Regions from separate parts of the Homo sapiens genome. Here regions 2 and 3 are each linked to region 1. The links are chromatin contacts, found by Hi-C in ENCODE. All regions are on one chromosome and are shown on one strand. Each heading gives the region's core, a stretch centred on a gene start or an enhancer-like site at or near the end of the contact. The rest is flanking DNA. Distances are from core to core; before and after follow the strand shown. Region 1 holds the start of LY75 (lymphocyte antigen 75). Region 2 holds the start of GCA (grancalcin). Region 3 overlaps LOC105373712 (a long non-coding RNA gene).

Evidence for each region. Hi-C counts contacts between places; a loop is a spot of excess contacts on that map. Pooled maps may share reads with other maps.
Region 2: a map of CD4-positive, alpha-beta T cell shows a loop between it and region 1 (4-fold over the local background). The contact joins the promoter of GCA here to the promoter of LY75 in region 1. A Hi-C loop is called at or near these places in 3 of 168 maps with a recorded cell type or tissue (CD4-positive, alpha-beta T cell, CD8-positive, alpha-beta T cell and naive thymus-derived CD4-positive, alpha-beta T cell) and 8 of 50 pooled maps.
Region 3: a loop to region 1 is called in a pooled map, with 6 times the contacts of the local background. The contact joins the enhancer-like site here to the promoter of LY75 in region 1. A Hi-C loop is called at or near these places in 5 of 37 single-sample maps with no recorded cell type and 8 of 50 pooled maps.

What each region holds. Positions count from the first base shown.
Region 1 is chr2:159,902,895-159,906,024 of GRCh38, reverse strand. LY75 (lymphocyte antigen 75) reads left to right here and starts at 1,269. Exons shown (of 35, transcript NM_002349.4): 1 at 1,269-1,436. The coding sequence starts at 1,343. It overlaps LY75-CD302 (LY75-CD302 readthrough), which reads left to right and starts at 1,269. Exons shown (of 38, transcript NM_001198760.1): 1 at 1,269-1,436. The coding sequence starts at 1,343. RefSeq lists silencers at 1,067-1,308, 1,078-1,537 and enhancers at 1,718-1,797, 1,938-1,987, 2,208-2,257, 2,308-2,357.
Region 2 is chr2:162,342,189-162,345,589 of GRCh38, reverse strand. GCA (grancalcin) reads right to left here and starts at 1,458. Exons shown (of 8, transcript NM_012198.5): 1 at 1,315-1,458. The coding sequence starts at 1,341. RefSeq lists silencers at 1,152-1,231, 1,472-1,621 and enhancers at 1,650-1,819, 1,672-1,901.
Region 3 is chr2:157,466,840-157,470,374 of GRCh38, reverse strand. All of the region lies in intron 3 of LOC105373712 (a long non-coding RNA gene), which reads left to right. Among named protein-coding and RNA genes, the nearest start is that of CYTIP, 25 kb to the right of the region's middle. RefSeq lists an enhancer at 1,015-1,234. Within about 2 kb of position 1,299, at least 8 of the 41 ENCODE cell types and tissues checked have a DNase peak (open chromatin) inside an H3K27ac peak, as active enhancers do.

The DNA of each region.
Region 1 (3,130 bases), core at 20-2,519:
TGCCTGCTTTTATTCTAGCCATGCTGGCAGCTGATGAGATGGTGCCCACCCAGACTGAGGGCTGGTCCGCCTCTCCCAGTCCACTGTTAATCTCCTTGGCAACACCCTCACAGACACACCCAGGAACAATACTTTGCATTCGTTCATATCAATCGAGCTGACAATATTATCCATCACAGTGCCTCAGTCTCCCCAGTATTCAGGGGAGGGCAGAGATGTTGTCTTTTTGTCCTTCTGTTCCATGGCGTGCCCAGATCCTGTGATGGCAGGTGCTCACTATATCTATGGAACTGAAAGGCCAGACCCTGGGGAGAGGACAGAGCAGGTTTGGGAGCCAACTGTGAAACCTTGGCAGTGGGAGTCAGGAAGAGCAACCTAGGTCTTTGCATCCTCATGCAACAAGGATGGAGGCCACCTCAAGTACACATTATGTGCTCAGCAAAGACGAGATTTAAAAGTATAAAACATTCACATTTGAGCAACTTAGGTCATTAAGAATTTGGCCTCTTTATAATGATAGCAGTGTCCACAGGAAGAGAGTGAGTGGGACATGAAATTTCTGGTTCTGCATGCAGACTTCTACATTTCTACCAGCTAATTATTATTATCATTAAATTATTAAGCAAAGAGCTTACTCGCAAAGGTCAACTTTTTATAAAGCATAAGTCATCCTTGGAAGTGTCGTTTGGTCATTCTAGTAATTCTTGCTTTTAATTCTTTAACAACTATGGGTAGAACTGCAGTGTACCATTATTCCACCTTTGTTTGCACTGTCAAAATACCCAAGACGTTGCCAAGGACGACTGAATTCTTAGGCTTGGCCGCAGCCACCCACAGGGCAGGTGCTCACTTCCTCCTCCGGGGTAGAAGAGATCATGGGTCCCTTTCCAGTCCAGGCTGGAATGGAGAAGTCGTCCCTGACCACAGTGCGCCAGGCAGAGGCCAAGGTTCTAAACTGATAGAACCCACCCACCAGGGCGGTGCCAAGTCCCAGTAAGGGCCGCATCTCCCCAGCTTGGCTGATGAAGAGGCGGGGACCGAACCCTCCAGTGCAGGAGCCTGTCTGGTGCCTGGCTCTCCCACCGATCCGCACGTACCTCTTCCTCGCGGGTCCTACCCCACGCAGGTATCTAGCGCCCAGCCCTGTTCATTTCCCACACCTGGCCCGCTCCGCCCCGGGGCCGAGGAGACGCACGTCTGATTGGCCGAGGGCGGCGGGGGCGGGGCCGGGGCGCCCCCAGAGGCCTAGACAGAGGTGCGGGCGGGGCAGGCCGCGCTCAGCAGGCGGGGCGGGAGCCGCGTGCGCCCGAGGACCCGGCCGGAAGGCTTGCGCCAGCTCAGGATGAGGACAGGCTGGGCGACCCCTCGCCGCCCGGCGGGGCTCCTCATGCTGCTCTTCTGGTTCTTCGATCTCGCGGAGCCCTCTGGCCGCGCAGGTAACCGCGGGCACGCCAGCCCCGCAGTCCGCTGGGTGCCTCGACGCCACAGCTCTGCTGCCTTCCAGCCTGGGGCAGGGCTGCGCCCCTGGGGCAGGTCACGGCTGCTTTGCTGTTGGGGCGGGGGGGCTCTGGAGCCGGAAGAGTGAGTCGCAGGGGAGGTCTGGCAGAGGAAGCGCCCCAGTGCCCTCGGGGGCCCGGAGGAGGGCGCGGTGGATGTGGGAGGACAGGGCCCTTCTGGTGCAGAGGGGACGCGGTGCACCGTAGAGTAGGCGCACGGAGGCTTTTTTGGCCGGGTGCGCTGCTCCATCGTCGCCTCTCTTATATAATGTTGCTGGAGTATGGGGTTCCCCATCTGCCCTCTTGCGTCCCGTCCCTCCCGTTCTCGCTTTTCCTTCGGCCCTTGGTCACCTTGGCCACAGGGCCAAGAGGAGCCTCCACCCACAGCGCCAAGGATTCCCCACGATTCCCGGATTTCACTGCGCCTACGGTGCGCATCAGGAAGGAAGTCAGGTTAAATAAACCATCTCCTCCGAAAGTGACCAAGACCAAGAGTCAGCTATGATGCCCTCACCCACCGCCTAGAGCAACAAACCTTTCTTCTCATTGGTTTATCAGCTCCAAATGACCCCGCTCCCCCAAGGCTGACAGCCTCACGGTGAAGGGCAGGTCGCCTGCTTGGGGACCTGCTGCCTCTCACTGCGGAAGCAGGACCAGAAACAGACAGCCTTCATTGATGTTCAGGGTAGTGCCAGCCCCACCACACCACACCCCTTGGCAGCAACCGGTTGCTTTTACTTTCTCTTTTTGCCTGGGCGAGGGGTGTGCAGAGAACTTTGTTTCTTGGTTGGACTGCATCATGGGCACTCAATGGGCCACCCTCCACCGGCCACTTCTGTTATCGTGCCTGTATGAGGAAGGAAAAGATTGTCCAGGCAGTTTGAAAAACATTAAATTGTTGGTGGCTCTTATTTTCTTTGCAGCTAAGCTAAGTTACCATCTGGTTTAGACTTCCTTCGGAGAGCGATGGGAAGAGATTTCTCAGAGTGTGAATGGCATCATCCTATCTACAGCAAGGACCTGGAAATGAACCCTGCTCTGAGTCACACTTCTCTATTCTCCTTTGACCCTGTGTGCTAGGAACTACCAAAAGAATCCTTTAAAATAAGATCCTTTATTGCCTTGATAATTTATTCTGCCTGCCCCACAATCCAAGGTGGAAAAGTTCACTGCAGCAACTAACTACAGTGAAAATGCACTAACTTTTCAATCACTAACCTCTTGGTTCCCATCGACATCTGCTTCAGTCCTGTTTTTATCTCCTTCACAAATTTCAGGATTTCCCTAATTCTTGCAATCTCTGCAATCACTGCCCTTTATCACTGACCCAAAGCAAAAAGCACCAGGTTTAACTCTGTTCCCCCTGTGCTAGGTCCCCACAGGTTTTGTTATCCTGTATCCTTCCTTACTCCTAGCAGCTACTCTGATCGATTTTCTCTCACCCTCAGAGCAGACTTGTGGCCTTGTTTGGGGAAGCACTGGAATTTTGAACCCCCAGCCATTTGGGTCAATTGTTTGGCAAGAGTGTCCGCTTCATGATGCTGGTGATGGCATGCACCTCGTCACATGTGCACGGCTAGGCTTGTGCAGGTGGCCTCTATTACCCAAACACTGAAGGAGCCCCTCTGTGTCCT
Region 2 (3,401 bases), core at 209-2,708, 2.4 Mb before region 1:
TTTATTGTGTCGTGGAACTCTCCATCAAATTCAAGCACTCTGACAAAAGTGGGTAAGGAAGCACCAAATTATTTGAATGAAAATGTATTACTCTTGCCACCTCACTCTACCATACATATATGAATTCAGAGCATACCAAGAGGAGTAAATATACAAACTTCTAACAGATAGCTTCAACCAAATGAAAATACGTATACGCTAGGGACGTTTTTAAAGACCCACAGGTTTATGCTATCTTGATTAATCTTCGAAGGGGCTTTACTTTCCTTAGGTACCTTAAACTTCCTTCCTAAATTTAAGGACTGAGGAGGCATAGGCATTACAAAGTGGACGGTGCCAGAGGGGATTGAGGCAAGTCTTAAGGAAAGCAAATCAATTTTAGGAACAAGTATGTGTGGAAGTTGAGGACCTGGAAATTCATATCCTAAAACAACAACAACAACCACAACCACAACCACCACCACCACCACCACCACCACCACCACCACCACCACCATGAACTCCAAGGGGTAGGAGTAACTCTTTTGAAGACCACAACCATAGCCCAAAGTCAAGTCCTATATTAAAATCAGTAAAACACAATTTCTCTTTTTAGGTAAAAAACAAATAGAAAATATATTATATTCTACCCACACCGCAATGGATCAAACTACTGTTAACTCTGTTAACACAGCGTGTAGATCACTGACATCGATACTAAAGGTTTGGGCTCCTTTCTGAAAAGAAGGGGCTAGCCACCAGGACTCTACGATTATAACTTGCAACTCCCAAAGGTGATGCAGGATAAAAGTTATAACAAAGAGTAACTTCCCCCCGCCTGGGGGCGAGCGGGGGAGTCTAGAACAGATTGCCCTTCGTATAACAGTAAAGATTAGGAGTTATTTACCGTACACCTTAATTTATTCATAAGGAACTTAAAGAACAAGAAGTGGTCAGGAAATTCAAAAAGAGGATCTCTAGCAACACTGAGTGGGGGGCGGGGGAGGGAAGTACCACAAACGATTACTGGAACAAGAAGAGGGTGGCTTGTTCCTCCATTCCAGGAAATAAATTTCCAAACACACATTACTCCCTCGGCTCCACCAGGACGCTCCTCGAGGGTCCTCAACGACCAGAAAACCTGCGGCTCCAAGTCAGCCCAGGATCAATGCTCGCCCAGGCCCTGGCCCCCAACAGCCCCGGAATCCGGCGCCGCCGAGTACCAGGCGCGGACGCAGGGAGCAGGAGCCAAGGGCGGACCCGCACGTTGGCACCGCCCCCGGGGGCGCCACACCCCGCGAGGAAGAGGGACACGACCAAGCGGCTGGGACTCACCCCTCCTCCGTATCCCGGGTAGGCCATGACGAGCGGGACGAGCGGAGCGAGCGTCACCCTCGAGTCGCGTCCGCAGTGCTGGGAGAAAAAGCACAGGCGCAGGTGCAAGGAGGCGCAGCTGCAGGTGAGGCTGAAAGGCGCACTAACCGCACAGTTCACTCCTCCGAACCCGCCCCCTTCCGCAGGCCAGCCCCGCCCTGCACGGTTCCGATTGGCTGAGTCCCACACTTTGGAGCCAACTCAGCTGCAGTCCGCCCCTTCCCGCAGCCTAGCCCCACCCATCTCTGCCCTGATTGGCTACACCCCATCGGGAGCCCTCCAGTCCCTGCTCGACTCTTACTGGCTCCCTCAGGTTCTCGCGCGCTCTCCTTCTAAATCCCGAAGAAGCCTTGGCTGCTGCAACGGAATTCCCACTCTCTGTGGAAAGGTCTTCTACAAGCCTTCAACTCCTCAAGTTACTTTTCTTTCTAGAAACCCCAAACCGGCAAGTCTGTGACTTATTTTAACCAGCCCTCCACGCTTTTGAGCTGGACTTCAAAGACCCATCTGTGAATTTCAAAATTTTGCAGTTACATTTACTTTTGTGTAGTGTTGATGTCACATCAAAACTTTGCAACCAGGACCACACCTGTGGTCCAGGAGGAGTGCTTCTGCGCCAAAACCCACTTGAGGCCACATTGGACGAACAGGTTATTGATTCTGTTTGGTAGATAAATGGTGACCTGAATTGTGGCATGTTGGCAAATAAACAGGATATCTAGTTAAAGTTGATTTCCAAATAAACTTTTTTAGTGTAAGTATGTCCCAAATATTGCACAGGACGTGAACATACACTAAAAACTTATTTGCTGTTTATACACTGATAATATAGACGGTGTCCTGTATATAATCTGACTCAGCCTTTGGGCAAACTCTTGTTAAATGTTCAATTACTTTGGCTTATTAAGTAATAGCAATGGACAAGTCTGATTTATCTCTGGAACTCAAATGAATTTTGTAGCTCTGACTTTAAAAGGACAAGGCAGCTGTAGCTTTGGCTTATGAACAAATGAAAAAACCAAATGATATTATTTTGAGTTATCTCTGAAGAACAAGAGAAGGGCTAACATGTTTCTTAAAAATAAGGCTATCAAAAAAATGTTAACTATTCACAAAGGAAATCAGCCTTGCAGAGCTGAGTATCTGTTGTTCAGCTATGCTACAGAAGAGGATGTTGGACCTTGTGAAACAATTCTCAGAGGAAACAGCAGAGAGAAAGGAAGATTGCCGATGTCCTAGCTACTCTTGGGAAAGTGTCTGTAAGTTCCTTCAATGCTGTAAGAAATACTTAAGCCACTAAGGTTAAATTATTGGCATAAATAAATAGAGGGGAAGGGTAAAACCTACGTGGCAAAAGGGAAAAATGCATGGCTTATGAAGGTATCAAATGATAAAGCGCTAGAAAGAACAAACCATTGCAAAATTTTATTCCAACGGATTAACTACATATTCAAAGAACTGCTTAGGAAGGATTGAGTGTTTACATTTACAATGTTAGTCTGATTCTGTGGTCAAAATTTTTGTGCATCTTGTTTTCATCAAAATAGCCTTATTGATGCAGCTGCATTTGTGCAGTTGGGAGTTAAGGCCCCATGGGTTTCTTGCCTTTCTGCACATTTAATTGCAAAGATAGTATTTCCTGCCAGGGCAAAGTTTGGGTACGTTTGCTAGCAGCCTTCTTAGGACTTTCCTAAGCTTGGAGTTCTTCCAGTTGCATAACAAACACAGTGCATGTACAACACCCATCTGGCAGCTCCTCTTCGCCTTGTGGGACTTCAGAACGAGGGGAATCTATGGAAGTATGAAGCTCATGGTGCCTGTTGTGCTTTGAGTAATAAAGTTATTTGTCTCAGACTCAGGAATCTCACACATTCTGCCAACTTCCATGAAACTGTGGCACTCTACTTGTTTGCTTATAACTAGGGTAAAATATCAGATCCTTCATAGTTCCTGCCAATATATCTCTTAACTTAGAGAAAGGGCTACCAAAGAAAGTTCCTACCATGAAGATGCAGAGGAGGACTTTGAACAACACAGCATCTCTCTCT
Region 3 (3,535 bases), core at 50-2,549, 2.4 Mb after region 1:
AAGGGTGCTTACAAGATATCAACAAGAGTCCTTGGCTTGTTATCTGAAGATGGTTTCCTTTTCCAAAATGAGGGGGAAATGGTCTGGAAGACCTGGAGCTGACTATGTTTTATCAACATGAGTTGACTATGTAAATCCTATGTACAGCTTGTTTGCTGGTGATTTAAACCAGCGTTTAAAAGTCCTGGATAACGGTTGTCACAGAATTCTTGTAGGTGATTTTTTTCCTCTTTCAAGAACTTCATATAGAGTTAATTAGGAACTCTTCATGCCCTTATACAATTCAATTTAACGTATCACTAAGAACTTCAAGTATGTAATTTGTATAGCCCACTCTTCATATTCATTAAAATTCACATACACATTTGTTCATATTCACTGCACAGTGATGGAATCAGAGAGGTTTTGTTATTTAGTCACTCTCTTGGTTTATTTAATCTCACTGAGTTTATGCCAAAAGGGATTTAAAGTGGCTAAATTAATAAAATTCAACAAAGTATTCCTGACCACACAGCATTTCTCTATTTTTTGGAAGGTTTTTCCTTCTAAAAAATTGTGGAGGTAAAGAGTTTTCTTATATTTTGAGTAGGTGAAATCATCCTCAAGTTGAAGAAAAGAAAACAAAAATTTTTTCCTGAAATGCCAGAAATTTGCATGGGGTAAAACACCTGGTTCGTAAGAAAAAAAAAAATCAAGCCCAGACATCCTTACCAAGCTGAAACAATATTTCATGTTTCTAAGATACTTGGGTGAGTTAAACCAAACAGGAAGCAGCAACAGAAGTCCCTGAATCAGAGAGGAACTGATCATTACTCATTTGACTTTGCAAGCAGAATGATGACACCATTACCCTGAAATCTAAAAAACTTAAAATAACTCCTTGTCAATTATGAAAATACTTACGGTTATGGTCTTCTGTCACGTAATCTCATGGGCAATTTCAACTTCTCCCTATCCCTTAGACTACTCCAACCCTTCATACTTCTAGAACTAGATCATGTTTTTGCAAACTTTTTAGAACATGGAACACTTTGGGGGAGAAGAAGGCTGAATCACCCCACTCGATCTTTTAAGTGACTTAGCCCACCCTAAATAACTTGAATGCGAAACCTACACAGGAAAACAAGTGAAAAAATTGGTAATTCTTTTACATAATTGAGATAATGTCTAGTTTCTTAAAATACAGGGAGAAGCTAAACATTAGATGTCAAACTATCGTAAACACAATTTCCTCGGCCACCTATGGATGACAGTCATCTGTAATACACAGACAACTTGTCACGCCCAGTGAACACCCTGAAGAAGGAGAAGCAGAATGGGGAAGTGGGATGGAGGTTTTAATTTCATGGTCTTTTGTGTTTTGGAAAATGTAAGTCAATGTGGCATTTGCAGAAGTTATCACATTGTTACAGAGCCAAATTACACCTTCCCTTGCCATTGTATCTAAAATGCTGGCTCCTTTTTATTCTTTGATATAAGGAGAACAAAAGGTATTTCTCCTTAAAGTAACAGTCAAATTTTGCCACTTGGGGCCCTGTGTTCATATGCCATGCCAGTGCTCAGCAGCTCCAGGTTTCTTAGATATTTTTATTAATTTTTATTGAGTGCTTACTATTGTGTCAGGTAGTCCTACAGAACTTTAATTTCCACAAAAATCCTATGAGGTTGGCACTGTTTTTTACATAGATGTGAAACTGAGACACAGAGATAAAATGCAGCTTTTCCCAACAACTTGGTTGCCTACTGTTCTCAAGGGGTATCTAACGTGTAGTACTCATGGGGTGCCTATAGGACTTGTTTAGCCTTTTTTCTCTTATTTTACCATTATTTTGAAACTTTAAACTGTTTTTGAAGTTATGAAGTAAGTACGTGTATAAAACCAGGATTAGAACATACAAAGAGACAAATAAAAAGAAGTCTTCCTTCCCTAACAACCCAGGACTACTCCACAGAGGTAACTATTTTTAATTTTATGTATTAGAAATTTTCTATGCCTAAACTAGATATGCATATGCATACACATTCATTTTTATGTATGGATCAATTAAGGTACATGTGTCGTACCTTGACATGGTTGACGCATCTGTGAACATGCTTGTCTCCCTGAATTCACTGTAAATTCTGAAGTCATACTATGTGTACCATTCTGGTTATCTGCTGTTAAGTAACAAATGATCCCAACACTTAGTGGCTGAAATTAACATTTATTTTGCCCACAGACCTGCAGTTTGAACAGGTCTTTGCTGGAAAACCTCATCTTTGCTACACTCAAGATCAGCTGGGGTGGTGCAGGGATTAAGGGCTGGAATCATATGAAGGCTCAGTTGCTCACATGTGTGGTGTTTGATGCTGGCTTTCAGTTAAGTCCACAGGTGACCCTGCGGCTAGAACACCTTCACGTGGTCTTTCCATGGAGCTGCTTGGCTTTCTCAGAGTATGGTGGCTGGGTTCCCATCAGACGCCCATCAGAGCAGGGCCTGAACAACTGGTATCATTGATGTTGGCCCTCTGACGTTGAAACTAGGCCTGTAACACCAGCTGAGGTCTGCTGTTGAAGAACACATCTGAGCAAGCATAGCAAAGTAGGCTGTGCATATGAGAGATGTGGAGACAGGGTGGAAGGTCATACTCATGGATTTGTTTTGGAACTCATCCGGTTATGTCTTATTTTGTCTTTCTTATTCCTCTGTATTCTCTTCTGTAATGTCCTTCTTACTGTCACACTCAGTTTCCAAGTCAGCTCTCAGCCTCCTCCATTCCCTGGATATTGATACACTTGTTCTCTCCTGGCATCACATCACTTTAACTGATAGCCTGGAATCAGCCCAACCTGGCCCCTGGCAATACATCAATTCCCAGCATCACACACATGCATTCCCTTGTAGGTCTTCCCTCATGGGGGTCTTCATTTGGCCATTCAAGCTCCAAGGGTTCTACTCTCCTTCCGAGTTTGGCTCCAATAGTGTTAGAGTAAACAATAGGTAATAATGTGTTTACAAGGGCTTAGAATCAGAGACACTATTGAAGAAGACCTTCTTCTGCTCATATTTAAGTATATTTGAAAAACAATTATCAGAGGGCCAAGGCCAATATTGTTAGCTAAATATTTCCGGCTACTTATAGGAGATGTCTGCCATGCTACCTACACTATTTTCTTCACTCAAGTGGGTATCCATAGCATTGACTAACTCCATTTTCCTTTTAATATAGTTTATGATTATTTTTATAGCTTAGACTATTCTAAACCATTCCTTTGAACAGATCCTTAAAGGCCCACCTCCAGCTGCCTCACCATTGCCATCCAAGCACTTCTCCTACTCATAAGATTCAGTGGTAGAGTATGACTTCATGGTAACCACGGGGGGGTTGCCCGATAGAGGAAGATGAAGCAATTGAAACGAATTTCATGACAGCCTTTTGATGTTCAGGCCAGATTCCCTGAGGGGACATTGGTCTGAAGAGATGGTCAGACCTTCCATTTTCTAGTTGAGCTCAAGATGAGTATTTCGCTTCGCTTTCAGAATGATTGTTTTTG